2 separate regions of the Homo sapiens genome follow, and region 2 is linked to region 1. The links are chromatin loops, found by intact Hi-C in ENCODE. Cell type or tissue: psoas muscle. All regions are shown on one strand. Links, peaks and the distances in the headings refer to the core of each region. The heading gives the core; the rest is flanking DNA. Region 1 overlaps FAM47E-STBD1 (FAM47E-STBD1 readthrough). Region 2 holds the start of FAM47E (family with sequence similarity 47 member E).

Evidence for each region. Hi-C counts contacts between places; a loop is a spot of excess contacts. Peaks named below come from ENCODE experiments on the same cell type or tissue, not always from the same donor. Only the 100,000 strongest peaks of a DNase experiment are listed, where the experiment ranks them.
Region 2: a loop joins it to region 1, with 2.7 times the contacts of the local background. A loop is called at or near these places in 24 of 110 quality-filtered maps.

The regions. Positions count from the first base shown.
Region 1 is chr4:76,299,390-76,304,769 of GRCh38, reverse strand. All of the region lies in intron 6 of FAM47E-STBD1 (FAM47E-STBD1 readthrough), which reads right to left. Among named protein-coding and RNA genes, the nearest start is that of STBD1, 4.7 kb to the left of the region's middle. RefSeq lists a cis regulatory region at 3,283-3,293 and an enhancer at 3,216-3,360. In psoas muscle, for the core only: no CTCF peak of the experiment used is centred there; a DNase peak (open chromatin) is centred at 3,119; H3K4me3 peaks cover 1,185 bases; H3K27ac peaks cover 4,661 bases.
Region 2 is chr4:76,249,773-76,255,152 of GRCh38, reverse strand. FAM47E (family with sequence similarity 47 member E) reads right to left here and starts at 3,432. Exons shown (of 8, transcript NM_001136570.3): 1 at 3,333-3,432. The coding sequence starts at 3,406. FAM47E-STBD1 (FAM47E-STBD1 readthrough) reads right to left here and starts at 3,432. Exons shown (of 7, transcript NM_001242939.2): 1 at 3,333-3,432. The coding sequence starts at 3,406. It overlaps LOC105377286 (a long non-coding RNA gene), which reads left to right and starts at 3,476. Exons shown (of 3, transcript XR_938897.4): 1 at 3,476-4,045. In psoas muscle, for the core only: a CTCF peak has its summit at 3,315; a DNase peak (open chromatin) is centred at 3,442; H3K4me3 peaks cover 2,282 bases; H3K27ac peaks cover 1,711 bases.

The DNA.
Region 1 (5,380 bases), core at 55-5,054:
AATGAATGAATTAAAAGCCCCAGGTAATTTCACCCTAGAGCATTATTGGCATTTTTCTTACGTAGATTCCATATGCATTTTTAGCCCATGTGGATATTACCGTTCCTTGAAATTCATTTTATGTATAATAAAAAGTAACCGTAAAGCTATATTTTTAAGAGAATGAATGTCACTGTATAAAATAAGATTCTTTCAGCCTGGGCAGCATAGCAAAACCCTGTCTCTATGGAAAAATACAAAAATGAGCTGGGCAAGGCAGTGGCGCCTATAGTCCCAGCTACTCAGGAGGCTGAGGATCACTTAAGCCTGGGAGGTGAAGGCTGCAGTGAGCCATGATCATGCCACTGCACTCCAGCCTGGGTGACAGAGGGAGACTGTCTCAAAAAATCTGATAAAAATATAAGATCCCTTGCATGTGCGGTTCACATAGGGTTTGTGCTCCTATGAGAGTCTAATGCCGCTACTGATCTGATAGGAGGTGCAGCTCAGGCTGTAATGTTCACTTGCCAACCACTCACCTCCTTACTGTGCAGCCTGCTTCCTAACAGGCCTCAGACCAAGGTCTGGGGACTCCTGTCTAAGGGATAAAAATCCCAGAGAATCTGTAAAATCCTTCAGATGTAAGCCCCACTATTCACTTATAATACCTAAAAGGCTCTTAATATTTATTGCTGTCATAAATGTCCATTCATTTATTTAAAATAATACCAAAAATTATTTTCTCAACCCATCAGAATTATTTTTACATTGTATCATATTGATCATGCAACATTTTTTTTAATTTACTTTTTTCTTTGGGAATCCCAAGAAGCTAATGCAACATTTTTAAAGAACATTATTTGGCCTTCCTTTTGGCTTTTCCAAACTTAAGTGCTGGCTCATTAATTTCTGTGTTGCTGCTCTTTTAAAAAATGCTCCAATCATAGTCATATGTTTATATTAAAGGTTCATAGCCACATATCCTAAAAACATTCTTGCCGCACTGATGATACCCATGCTTATCGCTATACACTTGCAAAACAATCATGTTTGCCTCCATATAGAAAACTGTGAGTGCCTAGGAAGATAGTGTTGTCAGGGAGCAAAAAAGGCAAGAACGGTTGTGCGGACAAAGGAGGAAGATGATGAGTTCTGCTGGGACGTGTTAAATTGGAGGCACGAGCAGGAAGTTGGAACTCGGTTTCTTTAGTTTAAGAGGATCAAGGCTGGAGATGTTGGAAATTCTGCATAGAGATGTGGTAATTAAATCCATAGTAAAGATTAATGTTATAAAGAGAAATGAAGGATGGATGAGCCCTTGACACAATTGCAAGAAGAAAGATTGGGAAGTTGCCTCCATGTTGCTATTTATATTGCAATTCTGTCTTGAGATTATATTTTATGGGCCATAATGTAGAACCCGTTTTCTAATTGATATTATTCTATTTAATAAAGTATGAATAGATATAGATGGATATTTTAAAGTTTATTTTATTATATATTTTTTCCTTTAAACTTATGCAAGAAAAGATTGCTCAATCCTGGCTTAGAGGGATGAGGACAGAACAATGAAAAGCAACTCTGTTTGCAAAGTCAGAGAGACTAAAGACTGTGGGAAGGAAGAGCCAGAGAAGAAGGAGAACCAAAATCAGATAAGAAAAGCAGTTCAAGAAGGTGGCCAGGAGAGGGAATGGAGGCATTGCTTTGCAGAACTGAAGTTGATAGAGAACTGAAGGGAAAATGGTTGCAATTGGCACATAAGAGGCCATCAGTAGCTCTGGAGTGTTTGTGGGGGTGGAAGTTGGATTTCAGAATGCTAAGATATAAATGTTGTGAAAGGATAAGAAGTCCAGCATTGAGTTATCTCTCTCTTGAGAAACGTGGAGGCAATAGGTTGGAGAGAAATTGAAGGGTTGCTTAAGAATAGAACAGGATACCCAGCACTTTGGGAGGCCGAGGTGGGAGGATCTCTTGAGGACAGGAGTTCGAGACCAACCTGGGCAACACAGGGAGACCCCCCCCCCCCACCTTCCACCAACCCCCCCCCCCCAAAAAGAAAAAGAAAAGAAATAGACCAGGACTCAGGGCAGTTCCTATAAACCAAGAGAGATTTAAGCACGATTGGGAGCAGGAAAGAGCCAGTGGAGACTGAGCTTGAAGACATGAGAAGCAGAGGAAATATTTTTTCATTGGACTTTCATAAGGCACAAGAGGGAGATGGGTCAGGAATGCCAGTGGAAGAATTGGCCTTCAATGAAGGAAAGAGATTAGAAGGGCATGAAAAAAAGAAAAGAATGAAAATAAGAGACATTTTGTGCCACAAAGGAAGTAGTCAATGAGGTTATCAGCTGAGTGGGAGAAAGAAAATCTGGCTGGAGTTTTAAGAAAAGCAGAGAAAGTAGATAATGACCACTGGGAGAAGACATGGCCAGTAGAAGAGGTGTCTCTGCATAGTCCTGTTGCCTCTCCACAGTGGGGTATAATAAGAAAGAGATTTGGTCTTGTCCTTTTGTTGCTGGCACAGAGAGCGTAGAACCCTTGGGATTTGTTATTCCTAATGGGATCCTTTCGATCACACCAGGTTTTCTCTTATGGTATCAGTATCTTTGAGGTTTGTCTCATCCCTAGTTTAGATCATAAATCCCTTGCTGGTCACAGCTTGGACATCTTTCTATTCCCTGGAATGTCAAGGCTATCATCTAATAGGCCTTCTTTTTATTGTTTTTGTTTATTGAATAACTAAAATATGCAGGCACCAGGCTAAGTGCTTTATAAAGATTATCTCATCCTTATAAATGGAATGCTTGGAGGGAAGTAATCTGGTCAAGGTCATACAGTTAATGAGTGACTGAGCTAGGATTTGAACCCGGTGTTCTGATCCCCAGGACCTGCTCTGAAACCCTAGCTACACTGAAGTCTGATGATTCTTAAACTATGTTCAAATTTCAAAGCATAGATTTTAGAAGTGAGTGTGCAAATTTGGATGTGTTATACTAGAGAACCCTTATGGTTGTGTTTCAGTGTTTGTGGTGACTCTCAGACTTGTTCTTGATCTGTAATAACTCTGCAACCCCTCTCTCCATTAGGGGAATGCACTTATCACCCTCAGCACCTGTCCATTGCTGTCAGACCTCTGGCTCCTGGGGAGCCACATAACATTAACCACAAGTACAACCTCTCTGCAAAGCAGTCACATTGGAGCTGCCCAGTTTCAGGTTTCACAGAGACATTTTCTAACTGAAACTGTTTGCAAACCTCTGACTCATCTTAGTTCCAGAATAGACTCAAGGCTGACATCAGTCATGCTAAGTCATTAAAACTTTAGAAAAGGGAGATCTGTGTTAGACAACTAGCTCACTATCTACAGAAAAATAAAGCTGGATTACTACTTTGTACCACATAAATGCTGAACTCCAGATGAAATAAAGTCCTAAATGTAAATGGTAAAACTATGAATAGAACAAAATCCAGGAAACTGGCAATGTGACATTGCCTAACATAGGAGGCCAAAAACATTTTGACTTCATTAAAATGATGCTATCTGGTCAATGAAGGGTGCCATAAACAGTTACCAGATAGAGCCAAACTGGGGGAAGATATTTGTGTTGTCTAAAACTGATAAGAGATTAATACCTAGCTCTACAATGAACTCGTACAAATTGGCAAGAAAAAGACGCAAGATCCAATATAAAAATGGACGAGGGACGCTCTTTCCTCAGTGCCCAGAACAATGACTGGAACATAATAGGCACAATAATTTTTGGCTGAATAAAATTAGACACAAAAAATGCTTAAACTCATTGATAGTCAGAAAAATGCAAATTAAAACAATGATATGCCATTTTACATCCATCAGAGAGACAAATATTAGAAAGAAGTTGTGTGGTGCTGCTGTTGGGAGAGCCAACAGGTACAAACACTCTGGAAGAGTGTTGTGAAGCTAAGTATGCACATAGCCAATGGCTGTGCAATCCCACTCCTCAACATGTAGGCCCAGGGAAAAATGTGCACAAGACTATAAGGGACATACAGTGTTACTTGGGCCAACGGCAAGTTCAAAGCCCCTGGCTGTTCATCATAGGGTAATAACTAAATAAAATGCGATAGATGCCTATGAAATACTATGCGGTAGTTAGAACAATGAACAAGATCTAGACATAATGTAATTAAATCTTAAATACATAATGGTGACTAGAAAGGCAAGAAACAATGACTTACAGTACAATAATATTTATGCAAGTTGAAAATACATAAACACTCAAAATAGCACTACTGAGGCTTCAAAGATACATGCATATTTAGGAACAATTCTTAACACATTAAAGGAAGTGGTTTGGTGGGCAAAAGTATAGGAATAGGAGTTGGGATAAAAGGAGAATGAATAAATAAACAAAGAGGTCCAGGGTGGGGTCTGGATTCTGCTTTCCTAACAAGCTGCCAGTTGATACTGGTCTGTTGGCCTCACTGTAAGTAGCAAAGAGACTAAGGAGTAAGGTGAACTCAAACCTTGCAGGCTTAAAGAGGAAGTGAGGAAGAATGGAGGGAAATATGAGGGAGGAAGGAAGAGGAGAACAGGCAAGTTTTGAAGGGTGGAGTCAGGGAGAGTCCAGGGCAGGGGCAGCGGGCCCGGCACACAGAAAAGGGAAGAGCCCATGGGTGCCATTGGCAATCTCTGCTTCCTCCAGTCAGACCTGCCGGACCACGCCATGCACTCCAGCTCCTCACACAATTAGATACAATTCAAATAATTGTAATCATGAGTGAAAGACTCCCAATTCCCACCAGGTGCACACTGTTACTAGAGAGAATGTAAGCCAAATTTCTCCTCAGAGAGATCCTCCCCAACCAAAGTTGGCCCTTGCCCTCACTTCCGCAGGCCTGCCCCCTGCTGTTCTCCATCCCTGCACCCCATTAATTGCCCATGTCACTCTCCATATTATCTTCTTTGATTAAAGGTGTGTTTCCCTCACTGGATTGTAAGCTCACAAGGGCAGGGAATTTATAGTTTTCTCCCAGTGACCTATAGGGTGCCTAGTGTCCTACACGGTAGAGGCTCAAAATATGTATTTATTGAGTGAATGAATAAATGAATATCAAGAATGGTCAAGCACTAGCATGTACCACCAAAATATAGGCTGTAAATGTCCAAGAGATTTTTTTAAAAGCATTGACAGTTATCTTCTTGGGAGAGAATGAGGTAGATTAGACCAGGACAGATCTAGCAAAGCCACCATGAGGGCAAAGTTTGGGGTGTCCCTTTATCTCGTTTCTTGTCTTCTTCCTCTTTTTGGTATTATTCTTTTTTTTTTTTTTTTTGTGAGACAAAGTCTCACTCTGTTGCCCACACTGGAGTGCGGTTGGCACAATCTCGGCTCACTGCAACCTCCGCCTTCTGGGTTCA
Region 2 (5,380 bases), core at 243-5,242, 50 kb after region 1:
AATAAAAATGTTCACATAAATAATCGGGAAAAATGGCTCCTCTTGAAAAGCCAGATTTTTCAAGATCTGTGAAAAGTGGGTCCACTTATCCAAGGAGCCCCAATTGGCATATTGGTTGCCCACTGGAGACAAATCATCTGCTCTCTCATTCACAACCTCCACCTCTCCCACCGCCATATATATAGCTGCTTCACTCAGCCTCCTTATCCACCAGCGCCCTGTTAGCATTGAGTAGTTAGGGCATATAGATGAGATGGAAGAGACAGATGGGCAAACAGGAAGGAAAATAGAACAAGCTCCTGAATAACCTAACACAACCAGCGAACACCAAAGCCACGACTTGGAATCTGAGCGTCTCATTATCCTCACATATTACAGTGCCTTAGTTAGGTAATTCTAGAGTCTTTGTGTCCTTCCCTGAAGCCTCTTCCACCTTCAGACCCCTTTTATCTATAATGTCTTTTTACACCAAATCTAATCCTTGCTACACCCATTGCTACAAAGTGTTTTTAAGAGATTCCAGCCTGGCCCCAATTCTTCTCTAGTGAGTCCTAGAAACTTCTTACTTGTTGCATAGATGTGTAGGTGTTGTTTTAAGGGCTTAACCCAACTCTACTGTGAAGATCTAGATGAAAGGACACAAAAAGATGAACTTAACAAAAAGTTACTCTCTGCATTTAACAGATCACTCTTAAATAGCTAAATGGCAGAAAGATGCTGAAATTACATCTAATCATAAGATTAATGACCCATTCAGCATTACTTATTAGTAAGTAACCCTCCATATTAAATGTCTTTACAAAGTTCATTATATGCACATTTACAACTAACTCATGCATCCAAGCACTTCATGAAATCAAATCTGAGAACAAATATTTTTGTTTAAGTACAGCCATACAACTCAAAATGGGGAATGTACGTGGCAGTGAGCTGAAACTTCATAGAATGTTAGAACTGGCAGAGATCCTAAAAGAAATCCAGTCTACTTTCTTCACTTTTCTTTTTCTGTTTTTTTTTTTTTTTTCAAGACAGGGTCTCACTCTGTTGCTCAAGCTAGGGTACAGTGGCAATTATAGCTCAATAGCTCACTGCAGCCTCAAACTCCTGGGCTCAAGGGATCCTCCAATCTCAGTCCCCCAAGTAGTTGGGACTACAGGTGTGCGGCACCATGCCTAGCTAAATTTTTAAATTGCTTTTGTAGAGAGAGGAGACAGGGTCTTGCTATGTTGCCCAGGCTGGTCTCAAACTTCGGGTTCAAGTGATCCTCCTGCCTCCGCTTCCCAAAGTGTTGGGATTACAGGCGCGAGCCACTTTCCTCATTTCTTTCCTTTCTTTTTTTTTTTTAATTCGAGACAGGGTTCCACTCTGTTACCCAGGCTGGAGTGCAATGGTGTAATCTTGGCTCACTGCAACCTCTGCCTCTCAGACTCAAGTAATCCCTCCACCTCAGCCTCTTGAGTAGCTGGGACTACAGGCATGTGCCACCATGCCTGGCTACCGCTTTCCTCTTTTTAATAAGGAAACTAAGTTCCAAGAGGAGAGTAAGGCAACCAGTGTAAAGGGAGGGCTTTCCTCTCCCCCACATGGCCTCTCATAGTTAATAAGCTTACCATTCTGCATTATGTTAGGTTCAGGAAAAATCTTGCTTGGCCCATAAAATAAAACTGGAAACAATTTTTCTAAATATTTACTGTTTTCACAGACACTAGTACATGATATATGGATATTTCCCTCTTTAAGAATTGCAAAAGGATACCGGACATGTATCCTAAAGAAATGAAAAAGTATGTTCTCAGAAAATTCTGTACACAAATGTCGATAGCAGCTTTCTACATATTAGCCCCAAAACTGGAATGTCCAAAACAACCTGAATGTCCTTCAACAAGTGAATGGATAAACAAACTGTGGTACATCCACACCAAGGAACACGACTCAGCAACAAAAATGAACTACTGATACACACAACTTGGATGGATCTCAGAGGCTTTATGATGAGTGAAAAAGAGCCAGTCTCAAACAGTTACATACTGTATTATTCTGTTTATCTAACATTCTCAAAAGAACTAACTTACAGAAATGGAGAGCAGCTTAGCGATTGACAAGGCTGGGGTGGGAAAAGAAGTGACAGCAAAGGGGTAATACTAAGAGTTCCTCTGTGGGGAAGGAACAGTTTTGTATCTTTATGTATACATATGACCAAATGTTACAGAACTCACACACCTGAGTGCAAGTAAGAGCTGATAAAATCCAAGTAAGGTCTCTAGTTCAATTAGCATATTCTGCCAATGACGTTTCCTGGTTTGGCAATGTGCTATCGTTATGTAAAATGGTACCACTGTAAGCAGCTAGGGGAAGGGTACATGGGACCTCTGTACTATTTCTGCAACTTCTGGTGAGCCTACAGTTATTTCAAAACAAAATTTTTAAATGGGGGGGAGAAGCTTCCCAAAGAAGCTCTTATGAATAACTGCTAGAAACAACTATGAATAATTGCTAACATGTACACGATACGTTCTATGTGCCAGTGACAACTTTACATGTGCTATCTCCATTAATCCTCACGACAATCTTAGAAAGCTGATTCCTAAGTTATTGCCCCATTTTATAGTTAGGAAAGTGAGCCCAGAAGGAGCAACCAACTTGCCTAAGGTCACCAGGCAAACAAGAGGAGAACTAGCCTTCTACTCAAGCCTTTCTGATTCTAGACTTTGGAATCTTCACCACCACATCGTGCTGTCTCCAAGACAGACGAATTCCATTCTCAAAAGATTGTCAAGGAGTCGGTAAAGGCAAAAACCTTCTTGTTCCTGCTCTGAGGCTACCACAACCGTACAAAATGTTAGCAGACCTCCCTAGCACCCCAGGCGCTCCCCCAACCCTGGGCTCCACTTGGCCACAGCCGCCATCTGGATACCAAAGGCTCCAGGGGCAGCAGATGCCTAACATCGGATACAGGGCTCCAGGCGCCCCGGGGCATCTGGCGAACAGTTGGTTGGCTAGGCCGGAAAAGGGTGGGTGGCTAGCAGGAGGGCACCAGCCTCCGCAGCGGACTCTGCGGCCATCACTTTCCCATCAGAAATGGGGATATTAGTCTACATCCCTGGGGGCGTGGGAGGCGGGGGTTGTGAGGATGACAGCAGGAAAAATCCTTTGCAAAGAGCAGCGCCAAGCGTTGGTTATCTCAGCGTATTATGTTGTACGTACAGGAAGCATTGAGGAGGGAAGGCAGGCTGGACCTCTCCCCTCGCCCCCGCCCCAGCAAGCGCGGGTCTCCAGGCGCCCCCGCGCGGCCCGCGTGGGATGCGCCCTCGGCCCGGGCGCTGAGTGTTTACCTGGACCTGCAGTTCACGCCCTCGCGCACCGGGGCCAACGTCCCCGGCCGGAGCCGCCGCCTGCGGTCCGCCATGGTGGCCCTAGCTTCGCGGCCACCGTCCGGGCTTGGGCGGTGTGTGTGCCCTGCTGCCGCCCCGTTGCTAGGACACCGCACAACCACCGCTGCCGGTATTTGCCCCGGGCGCCTGGCAACTCTGACGCCCCGCTGCGCGGTCCAACCCCTTCTCCGACGCCTGGGGACGTGGACCTGGCCGAGGGAAGGGAGAGGGTACCGGTCCTTGGTGTAATCACGTTTTACTCTGCTGGGAAGGCGTGTTCATCTTCCCACCGAAACGCGCCATAGACTGGATCAGGCGTTTTTTGCTCATCATCGTTTCAAAAAACGTTTACTGAAGGAAAGAAAGGAAGAAGGCAGGAGGAGCGATAAAGAGATAGCAAGAGAAAGAGGATGGAAAGTGGGGAAAATGAATAGATTTCTAAAGGTTGGGAAAGCCTTTTAGCAGGGAGATGTTTTCCTGGAGGTCTTGGAACTCTCTTGGTCTCACAGCCTCTGTAAACCGAGGGCTGCACACCTGTCTCTAGTCCCCAGCTGATTTCCAGAGGCCCTTCCAGCTCCTGTGTTGATTCTTCTGCCTCGACTCACTTCTAGCAGACAAGTACCATCCAGCTGACCCTGGTAGGCACGTGGCCACATAATACGGATTGCACGAGGGTGTGTTTCGTTTTTACTAAATTCTTATGCTACTTCTGAGTGTTTCTGATTTAAATATAAGCATTGGTTCTGCTACTTAATAATTATGCACTCCTGGGGGCAGGGTACTTACATTTTTAAGCTTCATTAATTACCTGGCCTGAAAATGGGGAAAATAATAGTATCTACCTGTAGGGTTATTGGGGATATTCGATGAATATAAAGAAATTAACACAGTGCCAGCATTTAAGAATCCCTCAAGAATTATTATTATGCAAGTACTATTATTCCAGCTGTGAACCGGGGGTGGTAATATTTGTCCTGACTACTTAACAGAGCTGTTGTGAGTTAGTTAATGGAGAAAGCTATGTAGGTAATCATTATAATTAGCCCAATTGTTATTTTTATTTTCTTTGATATTAGTCCGATTGTAATGCAAACTTTTTATTACTTTGAGGAGGTAGGGTTTCTGTAGAAATTCTGTGAGAACTGGGCCAAAAGTATGGTTATCTAGGCTGAATGGAGTCCTGCAGGAATGATTTGTAACAATTTGCCCAAACAATGCTTGATTAAACTAAAAAGCTTCTACACAGCAAAAGAAATAATCAGCAGAGTAAACAGCCCACAGAGTGGGAAAAATCTTTGCAATCTATATATCCAACAAAGGACTAATATTCAGAATCTACAAGGAACTCAAACAAGCCAGCAAGAAAAAAACAAGCAATCCCATCAACAAATGGGCTAAGGACATGAATAGACAATTCTCAAAAGAAGATATAAAAATGGTGAACAAACATATGAAAAAAGGCTAGATATCACTAATTATAAGGGAAATGCAAATCAAAACCACAATGTAATACCACCTTACTCCAGCAAAACTGGCCATAATCAAAAAATTTAAAAAATTAGATGTTGGTGTGGATGTGGGGAAAAGAGAACACTTTTACGCTGCTGGTGGGAATGTAAACTAGTAAAACCACTATGGAAAACAGTGTGGAGATTCCTTAAAGAACTAAAAGTGGATCTACCATTTCATCCAGCAGTCCCACTACCTGGGTATCTACCCAGAGGAAGAAAAGTCATTATACAAAAAAGATACTTGCACACACATGTTAATAGCAGCACAATTTGCAGTTGCAAAACTATGGAACCAGCCCAAATGCCCATCAATCGATGAGTGGATAGAGAAATTGTGGTATATATGTGTATATATACACATATATATAATGGAATAACATTCAGCCATAAAAAGGAATGAAATAATGGCATTAGTAGCAACTTGGATGGAACTGGAGACCATTATTCTAACTGAAGTAACTAAGGAATGGAAAACCAAACATTGTACATTCTCACTCA